Regions from separate parts of the Homo sapiens genome. Here region 2 is linked to region 1. Evidence: chromatin loops called from intact Hi-C (ENCODE). Cell type or tissue: dorsolateral prefrontal cortex. All regions are shown on one strand. Links, peaks and the distances in the headings refer to the core of each region. The heading gives the core; the rest is flanking DNA.

Region 1 (5,382 bases), core at 70-5,069:
TAACCCATCAGTCTATTCTTATATCAGTAAGCATCATTTTAATTATTTTATCTTTTAAATTTCATATCTGGCAAAACCAGTATTCCCTAATTTTTTTAACAAAATTTATTATTCTTAACTAGTCTTCCAGATAATAGAAGATTTAGAATGGCTTTTTTAAAGTTCTTTTTAAAAATTTCGTTTATGAATACATGAAGTTTACAAATTAATTTGGAAAAAAATTATCTTTTCAAAAGATTATTTGTTTCAATTCAAAATTAGATGTCTATTATTAAACCTTGTTTTATGTCCCACAGGAACTCTTAAAATTTCCTTCATACACTTCCTGCACATTTCTTAAGTTTCTATCTAGTGTGTCTGATCTCCCTCCTGTCCTTCCTTTCCTTCCTTTCCCTCCTGTCCTTCCTTTCCTTCCTTCCTACCTTCTTCCCTCCCTCCCCTTCCTCCCTCCCTTCCTCTCTTCCTTCCTCCCTTCCCTTCCCTCCCTTTCTCCCTCCCTCCCTTTCTCCCTCCCTTTCTCTCTCCCTCCTTCCCTCCTTCCTTCCTTCCCTCCCTCTTCCCTTCCTCCCTTCCTCCCTTCCCTCCCTCCCTCTTTCCTTCCTCCCTCCCTTTTTTCCTCCCTTCCTCTGTGCCTTCTTCTCCATTCTCTCTCCCTCCCTCTCTGCCTTCCTCCTTCCTTTTTTCTTTCTTTTCTTGGTGTTTATACAGTGTTTTTGAGCAGAGGAGTGACATATGATTTCTTCTTTGGCAGCTAATTTTAATTTCTAACTTTGTTTTGTTATTTTCATAGGCTAATACTGAAACTCATTTTTAGGCTCCAGCAGATGCTGTGTGGGTGGTGGCAAGAGGTAGTGCAAGTTTAAGATGGTGGGGACAAAGCCTGAAATTTTTAATTAGCTCTTTATAATCAAGGGATCATTATTCATATATTTTGAAATTGCATCCAGCAGGACCTTATGACTTTTTAAAAAGAGAAAAATAGCTCTCAAAAAGCAGCAATTAGAAGCTTTGTGAAATCCAATCAATTGTGTGTGTGTGTTTTTTTACCTCCTTGCTTTAGATGAGGGAGGAAAACTTCTATGCATCAGTATGATCTCTGAGCCCCACTCCAGCCTCAATCATGCTTTACATTATAAATCTAGGCATTAGGAAAGCTTTAGAAGAAGAGGTAGCCTACTCATCAGGTCTGAGAAATAGCCCTCTGATCACATCTGCCAAACTAAGACAGTTACAAGACAGAATTTGGTGAAGACCTACTCTGTAAAAAGATAGAAGAAAGATATGATTTCATTTTTATCCATGACAGAAATGGGCAGAATAAAAGAAACCAGTCTCTCCTTCATTTTTCCCATCCTAAGTGAATAGAAAATGTTGGGTAGAAAAACTGAAGGCAATGATTCCAGGCTTGGAATAAAATGAAGTAGATGTTTTAATGGCACCTCATCTTAGGTGCCACATTAATGATCACTAAAGATTGATTAATGTTGGTGATAATGACCATAATATCATTTTTATTAAAGTGCAAGAGCAATCTGTAAAAAAAAAAAAAAAAAAAAAGCTTCTGAGCTAAGCAGACTTTAACTAATCAACACCCTGCCAAGGAAAAGGGAACATTCTGCCAGAATTTAAGCTGAAAAAAAGAAAGTCCTCAGGCAAGTTTATATAAAACCCAAGAAAAGTGATACATAATAAATTAAATATACTGAAATAAGCAAAGCATGAATATTTAATCACTTGGCTATTTTAATTTAAAGGGAGCTGTAAGACCAACCAAGGCTCACTCACATAGGATGGAAAGTTTAAGCCTTGATTGGCAGTACCAGAAGCTGTCCTGAATCTTTCTTTATTCAGGAGACTGGCAAACATTACATGGCACCAACATGGAATCAAGCTGCAGGCCAAGCCAAAGGTTTGCCAGGGACTGACTGCATCCCAGAATCAACGTGGCTGAGCGACTTGGATGCAGAACATGCAGCGCATCTAGCTTCTTGCATCACTGGAAGCTTGCAGGTGCCAAATGACAAGACAGAACCTTCTGTTGGTATCCTGGGATGAGGCCAGCCCCCTTAAAGAGACCAGTTCTCCTAGATTAAACCGCAAAGCAGAGATGAGTGCAAACACATCTAAGAACTAACCATTCTGTGGACTGAATGGGTGAACAATGAGTAATGGGTTCAGAGAGAGCAGCTGAGGAAGGTGCCCAGAGAGGCAACATGGGGATCCCACTGCCATACAGAGGGACGCCTGTTCCAGCTTCAGCAAAAGGAGGCTCTATGTTTTGGGGAAGGTTATTTTCCCTCTCTGGGCCTCCATTTCCATCTGTGTTTGAAACCCTGCCCTTTGTGAATTATAGCAAATCGATTCCACACCCCTCCATTCTATGTCCTGTCAGAAGTCCAAGGACATGCTCTCCGATATTTCTGTACGCAAAATAGCAAACAATTCTCTGCCCTCATGAGGTTAACTATCTGGGAGGGAGAATGGATCCAAGACAAAATAGTAGGAAAAAGACAAAATAGTAGGAAAGCGTAGGAAAAAGAGGGGACATGTACTGACTGGTCCGTGTCCTGAGGGAATATCTCGTAGAGCTGCAGAAAGATGGCAAGAAGCAGAGATGAGTGGAAGATGGCTTTGCAAACCACAGGAGACCAACGACGTCTGTATTGTGGTATGGGAAAGAGGTTCCAATACACTTATAAGATGGGTACTCCCTACCTGGCACTGGACTAAGAGCTTACTATGCATGATTTTATTTTAACCTCCTACAGTTCTGTGAGATAGGTGTTATCATCCCATTTTATAGATGAGAAAACAGACTCAGGCTAGGGAACTTGCTAAAAGGAAAAAGTGAATGAGCGCCAGAGCTGGCACCCAAACTCCAGCCTCTGCTCCAAACTCACGCTCTTTAGCACCACCCTATAATCTTTCCAGTAGCAGAGGGGGCCAGTCAGTCAGTCCAGCATTTAAAAATATTATCTGATCTATGTGGATTCAGAACTGGTGGATAGGTCTGGGAAGAGCCTATGGTCTTATTTGACTATGTTAGAGCTTACATATATCTACAATAGGTATTGCTTAAAATGCAGAGAGGTAGTGGATTCTTGAAAATAATCATTATAATTTGACAGGTAGCACTAGAAAATATCAGCTAAAGCAACAAATCAAAGTACTTAATAGTATAAGCAAAAATAGACTTTTGATACTAGCAGAACACAGTAAAATGCTTTGTAGTTCTACAGGTTTTTCTGCTTAATTGCTTAGTGTTTCCCCAAAATTCTTGTAAACCTCTCTATGTCTTCATTCTTTTAAGTTGCCCCATTGTCTCTGGGTAATGTGTAATGTAATAGAAACCTCTAGAAAATGTTTCTTTCTTCCCAATACTATCACCAGAGTATTCTGTATTTATCTCATTTCAAGGAAAATGAAGCACAGAGAAATTGACTATGCCCTGTATACGCACTAAGGGATCGGGGCACAGAAAGGGGAGAAGTCGTGCAGGGATTCTAATGATCAAACCTGTATCTTTTATGAGATGCAAGTCATTCCTTTGCAATCAGTAGGCAGAAAAAAATCCAAGTTTCCTCAGAAGAAATTACCTACACAAACAGATTCTTACCGGTGGACCTAAAATGCTTTTCACAGGCAATAGTGAAACAGAGGAAATTCACGCTGGCAGGCTTTTTTCCTTGTAAGCTTTGTAAATGTGAAGGCAAGGGGGATAAATGAGAAGAAATAAAAGCTTTCTTTAAGTCTTACTTACTAATGGTTTTTGTCACAGCTTTATAAAAACAGCTCAGGTCTAATCAAAAGTGCAATTTGGCTGGACTTTTACAGCATCAACAGCCTTAGGAGAACACATTTCACTCCTAAAGTTGACATTTAAGCAATGCCCCTTGGTCTGGCCTTCAGAACCACAGCCCACCTTTAAAAACCAGGGTTGGGCCCTGGGTGGAGCTCTCCATGCCTCAGGTTACCTTCTTGCACTCCTTGGGTGGAATATTAAAATATGACCAGCCCAGTTTCTCAGTGCTTCTCCTGGGCAAAGGCATTTCATCATGGGCACACTAGTCGGAGTTAGCTGGGCCCTGCCTCTTCCGTGACTGTGTGGTTTCCCGACTTGGGCCCATTAAACTGAAATAATAGTCAGTTATTAAATTGTGTTCAGATACTAAATCCATTGGTGTGCATTTAACTAAGTCTGGGTTGTGTTTATAAATGGTGAGGGATGGAAGCTGGCCTAATTTTTTTCTTTGAAAAATAACGGTAAAGGAGGATTTTCCTTTATAGTGCATATTTATATTTATACTATATATTATATAATACACATTAATATAAATTATGTATTTATGCTATTATATTTACTATATTGCTTGAACTTTTACAATTAGAATATATCCATTGTGTAATTTAACAGACATTTGGAAAAAGGTGAAGGTCACATTAATGTTCAGAGTTTTTAAAAATAGCATGGATAGGTTCATTTCAAAGAAAGCTCTGGATACTGTATTAGTCCCTTTTTTTGCCACTAATAAAGACATACCCAAGACTGGGTAATTTCAAAAGAAAGAGGTTTAATGGACTCACAGTTCCACGTGGCTTACAATCATGGCGGAAGGCGAAAGGCACATCTTACATGGAGGCAGGCAAGAGAGAGAATGAGAACGAAGTGAAAGGGGAAACCCCTTATAAAAACCATCAGATCTTGTGAGACTTATTCACTACATGAGAACAGTATGGGGGAAACAGCCCCTATGATTCAATTATCTCCCACTGGGTTCCTCCCACAACATGCGGGAATTATAGGAGCTACAATTCAAGATGAGGTTTGGGTGGGGACACAGCCAAACCGTGTGAGATGCACTGATTAAGAAGACTTTATAGCAGACCATCCATAATCATACTTTGCAGAGGTAGCCTCTGATGATACTTAGATGTATGGCATTTCATCCTTTTATTGTTCTCCTAAAGATATACACATATACACATATATAGAATTACATATTTGCTGTTTTGAAACTATCCTATGCTCTTTCACCTAAAAATATATTATAAATGCCTTTGCATTTGTGGAAAAAAATTTATATATAAATATATATATATATGCATATACATACATGCACCAACCTAATATATGAAATATGAAATAAATTTTAAAGTGGCAAAGTATTTCATTGTTACTTGACCCTGTTAATCCCAGATTTTTCTAATATAAACAATACTGAAAATAATATTTCTGTCCAAACATTTTTGTGCTCATGCCCTGTTACCATCATGGGATAAACCCCCATATAAAAAATTGCTGGATCAAAGGGCATATCTTTTCAAAGGCTTTCCACACCTATTGCCAAATTGCTCTCCAGAAAAGTACTGTTTCTTCCTCCA
Region 2 (5,382 bases), core at 306-5,305, 160 kb after region 1:
ATTTACACTTGGTAGAGTTTGGTGAGATGTTTGGAGTTCGAATGATAGAATCTACAGGTCTAGGGAACACCAAATCTAGCCAAACCACCCACAGAGTATCCAATTAAGGAAACAAGCACATAATGTACAAAAAGGTATTTTCAGTGAAAAATAATATTCATGCATGTTATATAAGCCAATTAACAAAAACTGTGCCTGTAGCAATTTTTAAGGAATGTCTTACAAATAGGAAGTACGTTAAATACTGAACAGAAGGACAAAACTTCATCAGCAGTCCTTCCTGGCCTTGGTGCTCTCAACATGATCTCCAGCCTGTCTCTTAGATGTCTTGGCAGCTTCCCAAAGGAAGAGTCTTGGCCTCTGGTCGTCAGACTCAGAGAATCCTGACTTTAATCCTGACTCAATTCACTCTAGACCATCAATTCAGGGCTCAGTAAGATTTGTCCAAATTACCCTGACTGGAGTCAAATAACGCAGTCCTGTGAGAATCTAACCAGCTAATTTTTGAAAGAGGAGGGAGAGGTTGACACAGATTTTTCACTGCAGTGCAAATTGTAGTAAAGGGACAATCTGATGACTTCTTGGTGAATCTGTCTCTGCTTCATATTCCAGTAAGGTGCTCGGGCCTTGAGCCATTTCCTTGGGCTAGGTTTGAGCTAGGATGTGATTTCATCAACAGGCTATTTTTAACCAAGGCAGCCTAGAAACCAGCCTCAGGGGACTCGTGCTGAGATAAATTCACACAAATCACTCCCCAGCCCACTGACCAGCAAGACTCCTGCTTGGACAAGAAATCTTGCTCCATAGCCTAAATTATGACAGCCTTGAATTTTCAAAGCCCAAATTTTCAATGACAAGCCACTTTAGAGTCTGAATGATAAGAATGGAATGAAGATTTCCCCTGCATCTGCAGTCTCTCCTCCCAACCACATAAATACAGGGTAGCACAGAACTGCATATTCATGATAAAACAAACAGGCACTACAAGGTGTTTGCTGCATTCTTACATTTTTTTTAATAGGCAAGACCTCTTTACTCTTTTACCTCTGCCCCAAACACATCTTCATACCCCCTTGCCCAGTTTCAAATCTCATGCACTGCCACTATCGGGTAGAAAGACTCAGGAATCAGCATCTGGAAATACATTAATTTTGCATGAAAATGGAGGATGATAGCAGAAATTACAAAGAGACTACACACTAGAAGCATCTGTTCATTACAGCATTTTAACGTGCAATTATGGAACAGCATGAAGCAGGGTGGATGAGGAGGAGAAGGAGGGTGCCCAGGGAAGGCGCCCTCCACCCCAGGTGTGAAGAGGGCAGGCAACTTTGGAGGGAGCTGGAAGAGACAAACCAGGGAAATGAAACTGGCTTAACTCACTCAGATGTGGAAGAGCATATGCCCTGATAATGCAGGTGAGGTGAGAGGAATTAGAACTCCCCGTCCCTAGGAAGCGCAGCGTCGGCCTTCATTCAGATCTCTACAGCAGTGAGAAAGGATGCAAGGACTATTCTTCTGGAATCCCAGGAAGGAAGACTGGAAAGACAACACATCTGACCCAGTACCCATGTGCAAGCACTCGGTCTGTGCCAAGCAAATGCAAAGATGCAGACTTTCATACAATCATACACTGTGATCATTTATCAATCTCCTTGAGGATTCATAGTCAACACAATGGCATAGTTTACCACAGGCCTCTGCCCTTCAGAACTCAACCAGTCTCTTGGCAGCTGCTTCTAGAATGGGGGTTGGGGGTGCAGTCCACCACGAGAGCTTTGAGGCAACTGGGCAGCTTCAGGCACCTCACGGCTTCTCCTTCTGAGATAATTCCCACCACAACAAACCTGTATGCCTACAGGAGTGGCGAAGGTAGCCACCATCCCAGAAATAAATGGTGCATACCATCGGGGTTAAACCCAGTGCTGAAGATTTGTAAATTCCATTTCCTGCAAAGTTTCTGGGGGAGAAAAGTGGGTGGGGCTGTAGAGTGCAAACATAACAACATTCACGTACCTCAGAGGACGGTGGAAAGAAATGGCTAATAAAAATTATTACAAATCACTTCACACACATAAAGTGCTTTATAATAAATACTAATACTTTAATTCCACACTGCTCGTTTCTAGATTTTAAGAGTCAAGCTGAAAGAGTAAAAGTAGTAAGCTTCATATTCTGTCGTTTTCTAGTTTTAAGCAAAGGAAGAAAGGAAGGAAAGAGAAAGAAAGCCCAAGAAGTCAACTTTTCAGTTGCTGCTTATGTAACAGGAGCCTGTGAACTGCACCAGAAATTAATTGAAGGAAAAGTAACTGTAGGGGAATTGCTTGGAGAACTGCCAGAAGGGTTTTAACAGCTGGAAGTTGAAAAGTGATTAATTTTGACAGCAATAAAAGCCTCATGTTCATACATAATTATGCTTAGATTTGTGGGCTGCTGGAATTTTTTCTATGCGCTATTAACCTTTTGCTGTCCAAATTGGAATTTAGATACCTTAAATGAGTCTTGATTTTTAAATTGAATAATAATTTGCTTTCCATGGTATTGAGTCATCTCAAGACATGGAAAGTTTCAGGGGAAACACAGTAGAATAACAAGCAGGTAGGAAATAGCTTCACATATCCTTCTGAGTATTTTTGAAACTTAATAGAAATAAAGGCATCTCATTTTGCCCTATGCAGGAACAACAACAACAGCAACAACAATAAAGCATTTAGGAAAAAGCATTCAGAACAAGCAGGACAAGATACTGAAGCAACGGTATGTTGTCAACTCTACAATTCAGCTGAATTCATAGCACTAGGAAATAGAGATAACACTGTAAGAAGATATTCATTATGGTTTAAAGGTCCCCTCTAAAATTCATGTTGAAAACTTAATCCCGAATGTGGCAGTATTGAGAGGTGACCCCTTTAAAAGGTGATTGGAGCATGAGGGTAGAGCCATTCGTGCATTAATGGATTTTCAGGTTAATGGATTAATGGGTTATTATGGGAGTAGGACTGGTGGTTTTATAGAAAGAGGAAGAGAGACGTGAGCCAGCATGCTCAGCGCCTTCACCATGTGATGCCCTGTGCCACCTTGGAACTCTGCAGGGTCTCAGCAAGAAGGCTCTCACCAGATATAACCCCTCAACCTTGGACTTCCCCATCTTCGGAACTATAAAAAATTAATTGTGTTTCTTATAAATTATCCAGTCTCAGATATTCTTTTATGAGCAAAAGAAAGTGGACTAAGAAAATATAATGCTACATTCAAAAATATTGACTAGCATAGGATTAAACTGAGTTCTAGAACTCCAGTACGGCTAATTAGCTACAAAAGCTTAAACACATCACTTAATTTCTCTGTGACTTCTCTGTTTCCTGCATAGGAAGAGAGGGCTGGAGTAGATAATTTAGAAGATCACACTCACTCTAAAATCCAATTATTTTAAATAATCTGTTTTGGGATTAGCCATATTCTGACTTTTTTTCTCTTAGTCACCTTTACTATTCTTATATCAACCAGTTTGACCAGATAGAGTGAAATCTTGGTAATATAAAATATTTTCAAAATAATTAGAAATAGCTAATATTTAGTAACAATAATTGCAGTTTGCAAAGCACTATTCTAAGAACTTTATAAATATTTGATGTATATACCTATATATCTATAATATTATATGTCAATCCTCACAACCATCATATCAGAGAGGATTGTTATCCTATTATTACAAGTATTACTATTTTTCCCACTTTACAGAAACTGAAACAGTAGAGTGGTTACATGACTTCCCAAAGTCGATTAATACCAAGTGGGAATGCAAAGATTTGGGGAGTTTCCTATTATTCCTAAGAAAATATATGTTATTGTAGACACAGTAAATTTATGTCATGAATGGTGGAACAGAAATAAGAACAATGAACCTGAACTCAAAAGAACTAGATTTAGCCTTGGCCCTTTCATTTTCTGCACTGTTACCTTGAACAGTTCAACTTTCCATTCCAGTTTCCTTACTTGTAAAGTACAGGAGTCATCTAAATCAGTGGCTCTCAAGATGTGGTAGCCAAACCAGTGACATCGCTATTATATGGGAACTGGTTAGCAATGCAAATTCTTGGATCCAACCCAATTAAGTTCTTAATTCTCGGATAGGTCCCAGACCTACCAAATTATAGTTCCTGGGCATTAGGGTCCAGCAGTCTCTATTTTGACAAGCCCACCAGGTGATCACAATGCATGCTAAAGTTTGGAAACCAGTGGCCTAGGTGATCACTAAATTACCTTCTGATTCTCACATTCTGTGATTCCATCTCTGACTGTCTGGTTTCAGGTCGTTGAATTTCAAACTGATGTGGTTTTGCTCTATTTAAATACCTCTTCCCTGATTCTTTGTGCCAGAGGATGGGATACCTAATGTTGGCTCACTGGAATGATTTTTTCTTTAGTCATCATCTGAGCATTGCAGAAGAATGAGGTTACTGTGAATGCTTTCTTACCTCAAGCAAAAGTATAAGATTGAATTCCAAAGCCAGAGCCTCAACAGAATCTGAGTTCTTAATCCAATGCCATGCCCCACATGGGGGCTTAATAAATCCTTGTTGCTGCCTGAGGCAAACGACATCCAAGCTATGATTAGCAGCCTGAAGGAGCTGGCATGTGTTTGCTCCCATATTCCCAAATGTGCCAAAATCAGACCTGCCTGTCTCCTCCAAGTCAAGAGGGAGGCACCTATGGATAGAATGTCCAATTTACCTCTTAATTTAATGCTCCCATTGCCATAGTGTTACCTGACAAATACAACTCACTTGAAATCAGAAGCCTGGACAAACAAACAATTCCAAAGGTATTCACATTTATTTGAGGCCCGATTTTAAATGGGCCTTCACCTTGTTCTCTTTCAGTAACCACCTGCTCTTCAGCAGTGGCAGAGGAACACCTCCAGGTTTCAGGGCCAACCATGATATGAATGCCCAATGCCTCATACTTAATAAACCCTCCTGTAAAAGCAGAACACCAGGTGACTGCATACCATGATATACAATACTATAAACAGCAGAAGAGCAAAGACTGGTGTCTCTGCTTCCTTTGTATTTCTCATGACACCTCATTAACATAAGCCATTGTTTGCTGGTTTTCTTAAAAAGATACAACTAGAAGAAAGAAGCAGAAATGCAAATTCCATTGGATTTCAAAATTTTCTGAGAAAAAATAGAAACTTAGGAAAGAATAATATATTGAAAGGAAAGATGGGCACATAAAGAAATATAAACTTGTTAGGAGTTATAGTTATGAAGCAGGTGGAGTTTCACTCTTTAGAGCCAAATAAGTCTAAGACACATGGGGAATAACTCTACTCTTGTTTTATGTGAGTGGAAAACCATAAATATTTATTCTAGGCCA

Evidence for each region. Peaks named below come from ENCODE experiments on the same cell type or tissue, not always from the same donor. Only the 100,000 strongest peaks of a DNase experiment are listed, where the experiment ranks them.
Region 2: a loop joins it to region 1, with 2.3 times the contacts of the local background. A loop is called at or near these places in 4 of 110 quality-filtered maps.

Annotation. Positions count from the first base shown.
Region 1 is chr5:74,225,317-74,230,698 of GRCh38, forward strand. No RefSeq gene overlaps it. Among named protein-coding and RNA genes, the nearest start is that of LINC01335, 80 kb to the right of the region's middle. In dorsolateral prefrontal cortex, for the core only: no CTCF peak of the experiment used is centred there; a DNase peak (open chromatin) is centred at 1,995; H3K27ac peaks cover 1,783 bases.
Region 2 is chr5:74,382,718-74,388,099 of GRCh38, forward strand. All of the region lies in intron 2 of LINC01331 (long intergenic non-protein coding RNA 1331), which reads right to left. Among named protein-coding and RNA genes, the nearest start is that of LINC01333, 64 kb to the left of the region's middle. In dorsolateral prefrontal cortex, for the core only: no CTCF peak of the experiment used is centred there; no DNase peak of the experiment used is centred there; H3K27ac peaks cover 1,292 bases.